Regions from separate parts of the Homo sapiens genome. Here regions 1, 2 and 3 are each linked to region 4. The links are chromatin contacts, found by Hi-C or POLR2A ChIA-PET in ENCODE. All regions are on one chromosome and are shown on one strand. Each heading gives the region's core, a stretch centred on a gene start or an enhancer-like site at or near the end of the contact. The rest is flanking DNA. Distances are from core to core; before and after follow the strand shown.

Region 1 (2,700 bases), core at 165-2,664, 2.7 Mb before region 4:
CATGCAACAGAAGCCAAGAAGACAGGCCTAGCCCTGCACGCATGGACACATACTGGTAGGCTATTTCCACAACTAACTACACATTCTGACTTAAGGGAAAAAAAAAGAACGTTATGTATCTAGAAAGCCAAGAATTCATTAGGTTTGTGGAGAGAAATACTCAAGTGAAATAATATTCTTGCATTCATTGATTCGATTCTTAAAAGCCAAAGAAAGATGGATGTACTCCTTCACACTTCGACAGGAAAGGAGTGTCAATTATGGCTCATCTGAGTAAATGTCCCACTCAGACTTCTTCCACCCTCCATCTACAGGCTTCTTCACACTTTTTATCTGTTGGTATTTCTACTTATCCCTCAAGATGCCCAATAATCCTCCAATTCTCAGGGAATATAAATTTCGCAGGAAGGGTTGCTGTTATGATGGTGGGATGGGTAAAGAAACCGAATCTAGAAGAAATCTCACAAGCTCGTGGTTCAGGAAAATCTTAGCGAATTCGGGTGAGCAACCATACCTCCTCCCCACTTCCCCAGGTGAAATGTTTTGGCTTGACCTTAGACCACTATCTTGGCTTTAATCACTTATTTTCTGTGGTAAATGCTAAAGGGGTCAGTCTCTCCCTAAACCACTTTCTTTTCTTAATCCAGCAGTCAAGGTGATCTGGATGAGACTCAAGTCTCCCCAGCCTTGCTTCATTTTTGCTTATGTCTTCACAACCCAATTCTCATTTACATTCCCTATTCCTTACCCTACTTCACTTACCTTAATGGCAGTGATGGCAAAGGCTATTTTCCGCCGCCCATCGATGTTGGTGTTGAGTACTCGCAAAATATGCTGGAACTTTTCAGGGATCACTAGAGACTAGTTGAAAAAGTACGGGGGAAGAAATCAGACACAGTAAACTATCAAACAGTAAGGCCGATAAGGCAAACGAACTTCATACAAAAAGGTTAAGCCTGTCACACAAGTGGCAAGACACCCGCCCCCCATTCCTTAGGTTTTCACACCACAGAGCAAACTCCTCAGTCCTGCAGAGTAGGCACATGAAGCGTTCAAGCTTGGGAAAATGCAACCTCTGGAGAGAGGAAGCAGGTCTCCTGCCCATTCCCAAAAGTGCGTGGCAAAAGCCAGAGTTCCCCATATACGCCCAAGCCTTAGACAGCTTTCGTGCGCCCGAGCAGTGACCCTTCCTCGGGCCCGCTCTCCGGAATTGGAAATCTTTGGTGTCCCTTTCCAGGGACGCGATCCAAGGCTCCATACAGAAAGTCGCAGGCCCTCAGGGCAGGACGTTTCCAGAACCCTGACAGCCGGCTTTCCTTGCCCGAGCTGCGATGCCGCTGGATCACGGCACGGATTCCAGTCTTACCATGGCTGCAGCACAAGCGGCGGCGTGTAGGCCTCCTGTGGAAGAGAGAGCGGAAGTGACGCGATATCATTATATAGCTTCCAGGAGGAAGAGGCGGTGCGATCTAGGAGAAGTGCTTCCGGAAACTGTTTCAGCGCGACCTGGCTGGATTTATGAGAGTATGGCTTGGGTACCACAACTTCCGGTGCGCCTTTCTTTACAGTTCGTAAGGTTCATAGGTAAGAGAACAGCGAAGGTTCCGGGGCTAGTTTGTGTTTCAGACTTCCATATTTCCATTTGCAGTTGGGTGAAGTGGTTAGAGCTGAAAGGGGACAGCTGGAGTCAAACAACTTAACTCAAATATCTGGGAACGATTTCGCGCTGAGGAAGACCCTTTGGGACTTGTAGCTCCACTCCGGGGAACGGACTCGCCGGGACTGACAGTTGCCGGAAGTGAGGCTGCGGGGAATGGCCGCCGCTGCGACCATGGCGGCTGCGGCCCGGGAACTGGTGTTGCGGGCTGGGACCTCAGATATGGAGGAGGAAGAGGGCCCGCTGGTGAGAGCGCGGAGCTGTTTCTCCTCCGTAGTTCCGGTGCTCCTAGCTTCAGAAAGACCTGAGCTGGGTTTAGGCACAAGGGTGGGAACTTGGCTGCTACCCGTGATATTACCTGTTTGGCTCCCCGTACCCTTCCCTGTGATCAGACCCGACCCTGAGCGGGACCCTAGTGGCTGAAACTCATGTTCTGGGGCACAAAATTTCAACTTCACTCCACATTTTGGGGTAGAGTCACGAAGTAGTATAGTGTAAAGGTTAAGAACATGGCCTCTGAAGCCAGACTGCCTGAGTTCTATCTCTGCCACTTACACGCTGTGTGCCCTTGGGCAAGTTAACCAGCTTCTCTGTGCCATCATTTCTCACACCTTTAAGGTGAGGAAGATAGAACCTATTGTATACATCGTCGTTAGGATTAGATGAATATGTGTAAGATTGCACCTGGCATGCAGGTAAACACTATGTGTTTTGACATTTCTAGAAAGCCTGGGGTTCCCCAGAGGTGTGATAGAACACCCAAGATGGCAGGAGTCTGAGGGTCTTAAATTTAAGTGCAAGTTCTGCTCTATCCTCTGCAATTCCTAGCTTTCCTCATTCGGTCATCTCCACTGCACTTTTTTTTTTTTTTTTTTTTTTTTGAGACGGAGTCTTGCTCTGTCGCCCAGGCTGGAGTGCAGTGGCGCGATCTTGGCTCACTGCAAGCTCCACCTTCCGGGTTCACGCCATTCTCCTGCCTCAACCTCCCAAGTAGCTGGGACTACAGGCGCCCGCCACCGCGCCCGGCTAATTTTTTGTATTTT
Region 2 (2,700 bases), core at 181-2,680, 2.8 Mb before region 4:
GTCAGAGGTAGAAGGTCTTACCTTTTTGATGGTACCCAAGTATAGCAGCCCATCAGTCCATCTGGCCAGCACATCTTGACCCTCCCAAAGCCGAGGCCTGGGGCCAGAGGTGGGAGCAGGAGAAGCTGGGTCCCAAAGTGAGGAGGCACCAGAGCGGCTCAGCCGGGGGGGCTGCGCCATTGCATCCTGGGGGGGCCTAGCCAGAAAAGAAATGGGGAGGAGAAGGTTATGAATGCTGAGAAACCTTCCCCATTTTCTTTTTCTTTTTTTTTTTTTTTTCCTGAGATGGAGTTTTGCTCTGTCGCCCAGGCCAGAGTGCAGTGGCACAATCTTGGCTCACTGCAACCTCCACCTCCCGGGTTCAGGCAATTCTCCTGCCTCAGTCTCCCAAGTAGGTGGGATTACAGGCGCATGCCACCATGCCTGGCTAATTTTTGTATTTTTAGTAGAGATGAGGTGTTGGCCATGTTGGCCAAACTGGTCTCGAACTCCTGACCTCATGATCCACCCACCTCAGCTTCCCAAAGTGCTGGGATTACAGGCGTGAGCCACCGGGCCCGGCCAGCCTCCCCATTTTCTTTGCCTATTTTGCCATCAAGAATGAAGTATCTGTGCCCCCATCTCCAAATCCCTGAGACACCTTGATAGGAAACCACTGGGCACCCATCACCAGCTTTTTGAGTCCTCTTCCAACTCTAGTGACTGGCTCTCCTCTCGGTAACTAACAGCCCTCCCCCCGACCCCAAACCTAGTTGCTAGTTTCCCAGCTTCCAGAGCTCTCCTGGGATATTATATACTGGCCTTGAAATTTTAGGAGAAATTATGGTTGTAGAAGCAAAGGCTACTCAGTTTAGAGGTATCATAATTAGGGTGTCCTGTTGCCCAGAGACGTGTTTTGGGACCTTTTCTGGAGATGTTTTCCAGAGCAGAAACGGCTGTCTCCCCAGGCCTGCGCGTCTCATTAAGAACAATCATCCTGGTGCCAGGTTATGTCAGGTCACCCTCAAATTCGGGGCTCCCTGCCCCCGGGTTAGACAACTTCTCTGAGTGCCCCGGGAGGGGGGCGTGTCCCAGTCCCGGTCTCTACTCCCCAGGACGGCAAGTCCGAGAAGGGACTTGTGTCGGCCCAGCCCGGACCCGAGGCCAAGGCGGCGAGGCTCTCCCGCCCGCGCCCCGCGCCGACCCCCGGCTCCCTGCCCCCCACCAGCGCCTCCTGCCGCCTCCTTACCGGTGACAGCTGGGGCCGCCGGGAGCCGGGCAGGGGCAGACGTAGGAGACCTAGGCGAGTCCCCCGCGCGGAGAGGGCACGTCCGGGCGTGGGGGGGCGTGCAGGCGGAGGCCGGGGGGTCCCCAGGCCCAGCCCCTCCGTCCCGGCGGCTCTGGGGCGTATGACGCAGCAGCCAAAGCAGCGGCAGCGGCAGGAGGAGGAGGCGGCGGGGGGGAGGGAGGGAGGGGAGGGACGGACCGGTTGGGGGGGAGGGTGGTGGGAGGGGAGGACTGGGGGAAAGGAGGAGCCGGAGGGGGGGGCGGGCACCACCTCACCCCACCTCCCTCACCTCCAACAGGCCTGGAGGGCGCCGAAGAAGAGGCTGGCCCTCCGCGGCTTGGGGAGCGAAGAGTCGGACCCGGTGGGAGAGGGAATCCCCTCAGCCCCTTCCTCCGACCTGAGATTCGCCCTTGGGGCACGAGGGAATCCCCCCTCCCGGCAGCCCGCCTCCGGCCTGGTCCCCCGCCCCATGCCACATCCGTTAGCTGCCCCACCCCCCATGGTCACTCCAAGTCCCGCCCCCCGGCCCCAGTTCACAGCCCCGCCCTCCATTCACCCTTCTCGATGCCCCCACCACGCCCTCCTCCCTCGCGCGCCCCGCCCTCCCCGTGACGAGTCGCGCCCCACCCACCGCCCTTTTGCGCACGCGTGTCCCCTCCTGCGCGCGGCACCTGGGAGGACTGAGCCCCTCCTTCACCGGGCGGCGGCCGTCGGCGGTTGGCGCGAGGGAGTCGGCGGGCGTGCGCGCCGCTTCCCGTGGACGTCCCGCCCCGTGCTTCCAGGGCTGGCGCAGACGAAGGGCGCGAGGACCCAAGGCGGTGACGCCACCGAGAGCCAGCCAATGGGCAGCGAGCGGGCAGAGCCCCAGCCGTTCGAACGGAAAGGCAGGGAAAGGGCGGGACGGGAGGAAAGAGCCAACAGTTTGGGAGCGCGCGCTAGCCCCGCCTCTGGACTCTGGGGTCCGGTCCCCATTTGCCGACACCCACCAAAGGAACGTTCTTCCCTGGGGCTGGGGTGGCCGGCGGAAGGGTGAAAGTTACCTATAACTAGTGACCAAGGAGGGGGCGTGGATAGCTAGAGGGCACACCTCCCTGATGTGACGGACGGGGTAGGGGGTATTAGCAGAGGGGAAGATGATCCAGGCCAAGGTCCAGAACCGGTGATAGCAGAGGGGAGAAAAGACGAAGCCCTCAGCCCCCGCTCCCGCCTCCCACGTAAACGTTTGGCAGAGGGTACAGATCACAGCTCCCACTTTTACAGATATGAAAGTATCTGCCTTCTTGGGCAAATGCTAATAAAACCTTTATTTAAAAAAAAAACCAAACTATTCTTTATTTGATAGCCCTGGGACATGGTGCCCTCCACCCAATAAAGCACCCTCCAGCAACCCTCCCACCCCTCACCCGATACATAGACATAGGGACACACACACA
Region 3 (2,700 bases), core at 201-2,700, 2.2 Mb before region 4:
CTCTCTGTGGTGGAGAACCACAGCTGCAGAGTAGGCAGCTGCCTCCAGGATGAGTTACTTGAAATTTGCCTTGAGTGTGTTACCTCCTTTCCAAGCTCCTCGTGATAATGCAGACTTCCTGGAGTACAAACACAGGATTTGTAATTCCTTACTGTAACGGAGTTTAGAGCCAGGGCTGATGCTTTGGTGTGGCCAGCACTCTGAAACTGAGAAATGTTCAGAATGTACGGAAAGATGATCAGCTATTTTCAACATAACTGAAGGCATATGCTGGCCCATAAACACCCTGTAGGTTCTTGATATTTATAATAAAATTGGTGTTTTGTACTGTGGTTTCTTATGTTTCCGGCACACCAAACGGCCCACTGCCTTTTGCAGCGCACTTTTCAGCTGCGGATGTCTCCTCTTTTATCATCCTCAATGTTTTACCCCCTAACTGCATCACCTTTTCCCTTAAGCTTTTTAATTCCTATGAGGCCCCTTCCACTTCCCCTATCCCCTTAGGCCCACCCCCAAGAATGTGCAAGACCCCAGCCACAGGGCCCATCAGGGCACTAGCGGCCGCAGCTCAGAGCCGTGGCCTCTCCGAAGTGGCAGATGGGGCGGGCGCGGCCAGAGCAAGTGCCAGGCGGGAACAGAGGGACTGGGCGCGCCTCACAACTCACCACCTCGCCCGCTGGTCCTTCCTGGCTCGCCTGGCTCTGAAGCTGCACCTGGAGGGGAAACCTCAGAACAGTAGGCGGGATTGCCTAGTAAATATCTCCCATTCAGGGAGGCCCAGGTCGTGTGACGTCGACAGTTGCTGGGTAGATGAGGCCAACACAGGTTGCAAGAAGAGGCGGGGTTTAGAGGCGTGAAACTCCGCAGTGCTCAGCCAAGCAGGGAGCAACGCTAGGAAGGGCGGGCAGAAAGGGCACGCTCTTGTGGGTGACTACAGGTTAGGAGACCGTTGAACCTGGAGGGGCCCTAGGATGGACCCCGTGGAAAGATTCAGAGACTGCGCCCTCTCCCTGGCGCCGCCTTCCCCTACACGCGGCGGGTATATTCTGTTGCAGTTGGCCCAGGACCTGTTTCCAAGACTCTGCCCCCTCGCACTTCCGTCCCTCCTGGTTTTGTAAAGTGATGCTCATAGGAACCCCCACCCCGCGTGACACTACTCCCAGCTCCTGGCTGACTTCTAGTCTTCTGGTTGAAGCTGCGCCTTTAGATGACACGACCCTACCCACCCCTGTTTCCAGCGGATGCCCGGGCCTGGAGGTACCTCTTACTGTAACCCATCGCCAAGTGGGCTTTTGAAGGCGCCTGTTCCTTTCTCGCTTTCTTCGGAAGACCCTTGACCCATCATTCCCCCGACCCCCATAACGGGAGAGCAGAGAAGCCGGTCCCCAGTGTGATGGTCCTGGTCCAGGCACTAACTGTCCTTTTCTCGGAAAAGGCAGGGGGATGTGGAAAAGAGTCTTGTTCCCTCCCCTTCGATCTGTGGCTTTCGCTTTCACTTCCTCCTCCGAGAGCGGACAGATCTCTGGGTGCTGGGCGGTCATGGCGCTACTAGATGTATGCGGAGCCCCCCGAGGGCAGCGGCCGGAATCGGCTCTCCCGGTTGCGGGAAGCGGGCGTCGCTCGGACCCAGGACACTACAGTTTCTCTATGCGATCTCCAGAGCTCGCTTTACCCCGGGGAATGCAGGTCGGGGCAGTAGGGAAGCCCCTAGGGATGCAGGGAGGCGGGCGCTGAGGAGTGGAGGGTCGCCTGAGAGGAGGAGGCGAGAGCGGGAGCGCGGGGTACAGGGTCGGGGGTAGCCTTCAGTCCCGGAGAGCGCCAGACCCAAAGAAGAGGCCACATGGGGATGGGGCCTGAGAGGAGGAAGTGCAAGTTAGGACAAAGAGTTACAGGTGAGGTGGGGGCTCCCAAAGGAAGACAAGAGAACTTTCCTGCCCTTGTCCACACACAAATGGTGGAGCCTTTTTCATGGGGTTATCACATGATATAGGAGGTGTGTGGTGTCTTGGGAAACCTATGAAATTTGCCTGCTGGCCTCCTCTCAGCAACTCACTGTTGCGCGACTTAGAACAAGTCACTTAGTCTAGGTCCCAAGCCCCTCTTCTGTAAAGTGAGGATACTGTTACTAAACGTGTTTTGTGAGGGTTGAATGCTTTATGCATGGAAGAAACCCTTTAAGTCACTCTCAAAATTTTTTAGTAATGGTAACATGTGCTTGCTTTCATTTCTGTTGTGCTGGAAAATGGAAAAGGTTGATACTGGCATGCCTCTTCTTTTCCTTCTCCCAAGCCATTTCCTTCTAGAGATTGGTTATTAACTGTTTCATTTATTGATGGTTAGATCATTTCTGCATATCTCCTCACCCTCATACTCCCTAAAACCTTTTCCTGGAGCCTCTTACTACAGAATTTTTCATTGCCTTTCTCAACCTCTTTTCTCTTATCAGCCCACAGAATTCTTCCAGTCCCTGGGTGGGGACGGAGAAAGGAACGTTCAGATTGAGATGGCCCATGGCACCACCACGCTCGCCTTCAAGTTCCAGCATGGAGTGATTGCAGCAGTGGATTCTCGGGCCTCAGCTGGGTCCTACATTAGTGAGTGTATACGCTCCAGCAGGCAGAATCTGGGGAGCTGGGCTCTCCTTTCCACAGGAGGCCAACTCTGCAACAAAGTGGAAGTGGATATTGATTTAGGACACAC
Region 4 (2,700 bases), core at 15-2,514:
TCTCATAACTCCGATAAGAAACTGATTTAATAAAGAGAGCTGAGAAACTGTCCTCAGGTCGTAAGAATATATCCTGACCTTATTGAGAAATAGCAAGGTTGGTAGAAATTGGGATCCCTAATTTCCCCAAGGACATTCCAGAGCAACACAGATTTAGTCACCACTTGCATAGTTAACAGCTGGTTGTGGCGCTCGCTTGGGGAGTACATATGTTATGCTAAAATTGCAACGATACAGAGATTAGCATGGCCCCTTAATTAGTTAAATAATTTTTAAAAAGCTGGTTATGCATGACTGAGGGTGGACAGGGGTCAATTCCATCACTTAAGTTATTTTACTGAAATGGCATTTTGGAAAAAGGATGATACCTAACCCTGGCGTTTAGTCCTCGGCTCGGGATTAGAAAATGCGCGGGGTGTGGGGGGGGGGTTGCAGGAAGTACTGCCTAGACAGCTAAGACACACGTGGGAAGGTCTCCACTCGTGGATTCCTGACAGTGGAGCGACAACCTCGAGAAGGTATAACCAACTTGAGGTTGTGCAAAATGTCTTTCGAAGAGTTACCTGAACTCTGTGAGAACCTCGGAAGAGAGATAGCATAGGAAGCCGCCTCAGCACGGTGTTTAATACAGACGCCGCCATCTTGACGTACGCCCAGGACAGGAATTGACGGAAAGGCAACTGCGCATGCTTCAGGAAACTGAGTAGGGCAGGGCCAAGGACAAGCCCGCAGTGCGGAAGGCGGCCCCACGTTTGCGTCAGGACGGAAGCGTGAAAGGGAAGGCATGGGGGAGAAGCTAATTTCAACTGCGTCACAATCGAATTAGACCCCAAAATTGCGGTTTTTTTTGGCCAGTCACTACGACTCTTAGATCGCATTGTTAAAGTTTGCCTTTTAAGCAATTTTGAAGGCGATTTTTAGCGGTATCCTCTCAGTGCGCATGCGCTCTTAGGTTTCTACCAATCCTGGGTGAGAAATGTTCTCCAGGGCGGAAGTGGCGGAAGCAGAGGAAAGGGAGGTGCTAGGCTCCTGGTCACGCGCACGCGACAGGGAGGCAGGAAGGAGGCGGAAGAGAGTGCCAGGGAAAGGGGCGGAGCAAAGGTGAAGTGAGAGTAGCCAATCAGTTGGCGAGTTGTCATTTGGGTTGACCAATGAGTTCACGCCTCGCGTATAATGTCTCGCGACAAGGGCGTTTCACTAGCACGTTTGGGCGCGTTGGGCGGCGTCCGGGTATAAAAGACTCCACCCGAGCGGGCGGCCGCCATTCTGGGGTTCGTTTAGAGGTAAGTTTGCCTACTTTGTCGTCTAGTGGGTAAAATTTTGCGGAGAGCGTTGGATCTGGGAAGCGGGATAGGGATGGATGGGTTCATTTGAGAGCCACGGCTTAAAGCGGTTGCGATCAGGATGGGACACAGGTTTGTTTGGGGACAACAAAGATGGCATTTGTGAGTGTTTTGAAGCAACCCGTACTGATTACATCTTTCTCCCTTGTGTTCCTTTTATCCCAGGTTTGAATTTTCTCGGAGAAAGACAGGCCGGCCACGAGGAAAACAGAAACAAGCCGCAGCAACATCTAAGCCCTTGAAAGGATCCTGAGAGAGGGGGGAAAGGGAAAACAGCAGCCACCAGCCCAACCACTTGTGTCTTCTGCCCCTTCCCACCTATCTTGCCCACCCCACCAGCCCACGCTGCTTGGGACTTGAAATCTGTGGCCGAAGGACCGTCACTACATAACTTCAAAAATAATCAACCACCCTCCCTTCCCAAACCACCCAAATTCACTCATCCAGCGTTTACTTTTTTGAATCCACTCAGAACTTTTTTCTGCGACCCCCCTCCCTAAATGGAGTTGGGTGGGGGGGAAATGAATACTGAGTTGGCCTTTATTTTTTAAAAGACTTTTTGATCCAATGAGGCCCCCTAAATAATTGAGTTTTGGGTCCTGGTTGGTTGTTTTATTTTTTTTCCTCCAAAATTTTACCCCCTCCCCCCTGAGCCCGAGGTGCTGACGTCGCAAAAAAATTGGATAGTAAGTGTCGAATTTTCAAAAACCAGCCTTGCAACAAGAAATCAACGTTTCCCGTTGTGAAACCAAAAATAATGAGAGGAAGAAATGAGACCATAGAACAAATAGAGAACTGGAGAAGGACCAATCTGGTCACTTAATCTCCATTAAAAAGGGCCTGTGGGTCTAAACAGTCTTGTTCTCTCTCCCCTACCACCTATCTCTTCCCTGCCTTGCTGCAGGCAAAGAGAGGGTGGAGGGAGGGCCAGCAAGTGAGGATTTTGATGGTTAACCCTTGGTAATCCAGCCAATTTCCAGACTGCCAAAGCCATATGTGTTTATATAAGGAGGAATGGTTACCTTCCTCTGGTTAGCAGCAGTCTTCAAAAGGGTTAATGAGCTCACATACAAGAGATGGTGGATCTTGTGGCCCAGAAGTACCACTTCTTTGTGTGTGAGACAAGCAGGGTGCCTTTCAATTTGCCAGATTAATAAGCAATCTGTACATAAAGATTGCAGGGTAAGGAGATGGGCAGAGAGAAGTAATAGCTCGCTATAACTTTTTAAATGACTGTTAAATCCTCTCAATTTTAATGTAATTTGCTTGGGGTATATTTGTGTGGTTAAAATAGGTGGCAATCTAGGAATAAAGATTGCAAGACACTTAGGACAAAATATAATCTTAGTGCCAGTAC

The links. Hi-C counts contacts between places; a loop is a spot of excess contacts on that map. ChIA-PET counts read pairs that join two places held with the same protein, here RNA polymerase II (POLR2A). Pooled maps may share reads with other maps.
Region 1: a loop to region 4 is called in a pooled map, with 9 times the contacts of the local background. The contact joins the promoter of RPS18 here to the promoter of PPP1R10 in region 4. A Hi-C loop is called at or near these places in 7 of 50 pooled maps. POLR2A ChIA-PET finds 5 or more read pairs at or near these places in 2 of 52 experiments (A673 and activated B cell).
Region 2: a map of B cell shows a loop between it and region 4 (18-fold over the local background). The contact joins the promoter of PHF1 here to the promoter of PPP1R10 in region 4. A Hi-C loop is called at or near these places in 1 of 168 maps with a recorded cell type or tissue (B cell), 1 of 37 single-sample maps with no recorded cell type and 9 of 50 pooled maps. POLR2A ChIA-PET finds 5 or more read pairs at or near these places in 4 of 52 experiments (AG04450, HEK293, K562 and 1 more).
Region 3: a loop to region 4 is called in a map of naive thymus-derived CD4-positive, alpha-beta T cell, with 9 times the contacts of the local background. The contact joins the promoter of PSMB8-AS1 here to the promoter of PPP1R10 in region 4. A Hi-C loop is called at or near these places in 1 of 168 maps with a recorded cell type or tissue (naive thymus-derived CD4-positive, alpha-beta T cell), 1 of 37 single-sample maps with no recorded cell type and 11 of 50 pooled maps. POLR2A ChIA-PET finds 5 or more read pairs at or near these places in 3 of 52 experiments (CD4-positive, alpha-beta T cell, CD8-positive, alpha-beta T cell and naive thymus-derived CD8-positive, alpha-beta T cell).

Annotation. Positions count from the first base shown.
Region 1 is chr6:33,270,789-33,273,488 of GRCh38, reverse strand. It overlaps RPS18 (ribosomal protein S18), which reads right to left and starts at 1,414. Exons shown (of 6, transcript NM_022551.3): 1 at 1,367-1,414; 2 at 763-861. The coding sequence starts at 1,369. It overlaps VPS52 (VPS52 subunit of GARP complex), which reads left to right and starts at 1,613. Exons shown (of 20, transcript NM_022553.6): 1 at 1,613-1,903. The coding sequence starts at 1,814.
Region 2 is chr6:33,409,744-33,412,443 of GRCh38, reverse strand. PHF1 (PHD finger protein 1) reads right to left here and starts at 1,430. Exons shown (of 15, transcript NM_024165.3): 1 at 1,229-1,430; 2 at 22-196. The coding sequence starts at 180. KIFC1 (kinesin family member C1) reads right to left here. Exons shown (of 11, transcript NM_002263.4): 11 at 2,548-2,700.
Region 3 is chr6:32,842,836-32,845,535 of GRCh38, reverse strand. It overlaps PSMB8-AS1 (PSMB8 antisense RNA 1), which reads right to left and starts at 1,450. Exons shown (of 2, transcript NR_037176.1): 1 at 1,262-1,450; 2 at 1-118. It overlaps PSMB8 (proteasome 20S subunit beta 8), which reads left to right and starts at 1,489. Exons shown (of 6, transcript NM_148919.4): 1 at 1,489-1,686; 2 at 2,447-2,594. The coding sequence starts at 1,540. It overlaps TAP1 (transporter 1, ATP binding cassette subfamily B member), which reads left to right. Exons shown (of 11, transcript NM_000593.6): 11 at 1-327.
Region 4 is chr6:30,615,807-30,618,506 of GRCh38, reverse strand. PPP1R10 (protein phosphatase 1 regulatory subunit 10) reads left to right here and starts at 1,264. Exons shown (of 20, transcript NM_002714.4): 1 at 1,264-1,283; 2 at 1,509-2,029. It overlaps MRPS18B (mitochondrial ribosomal protein S18B), which reads right to left and starts at 667. Exons shown (of 7, transcript NM_014046.4): 1 at 564-667. The coding sequence starts at 641. RefSeq lists an enhancer at 438-1,006.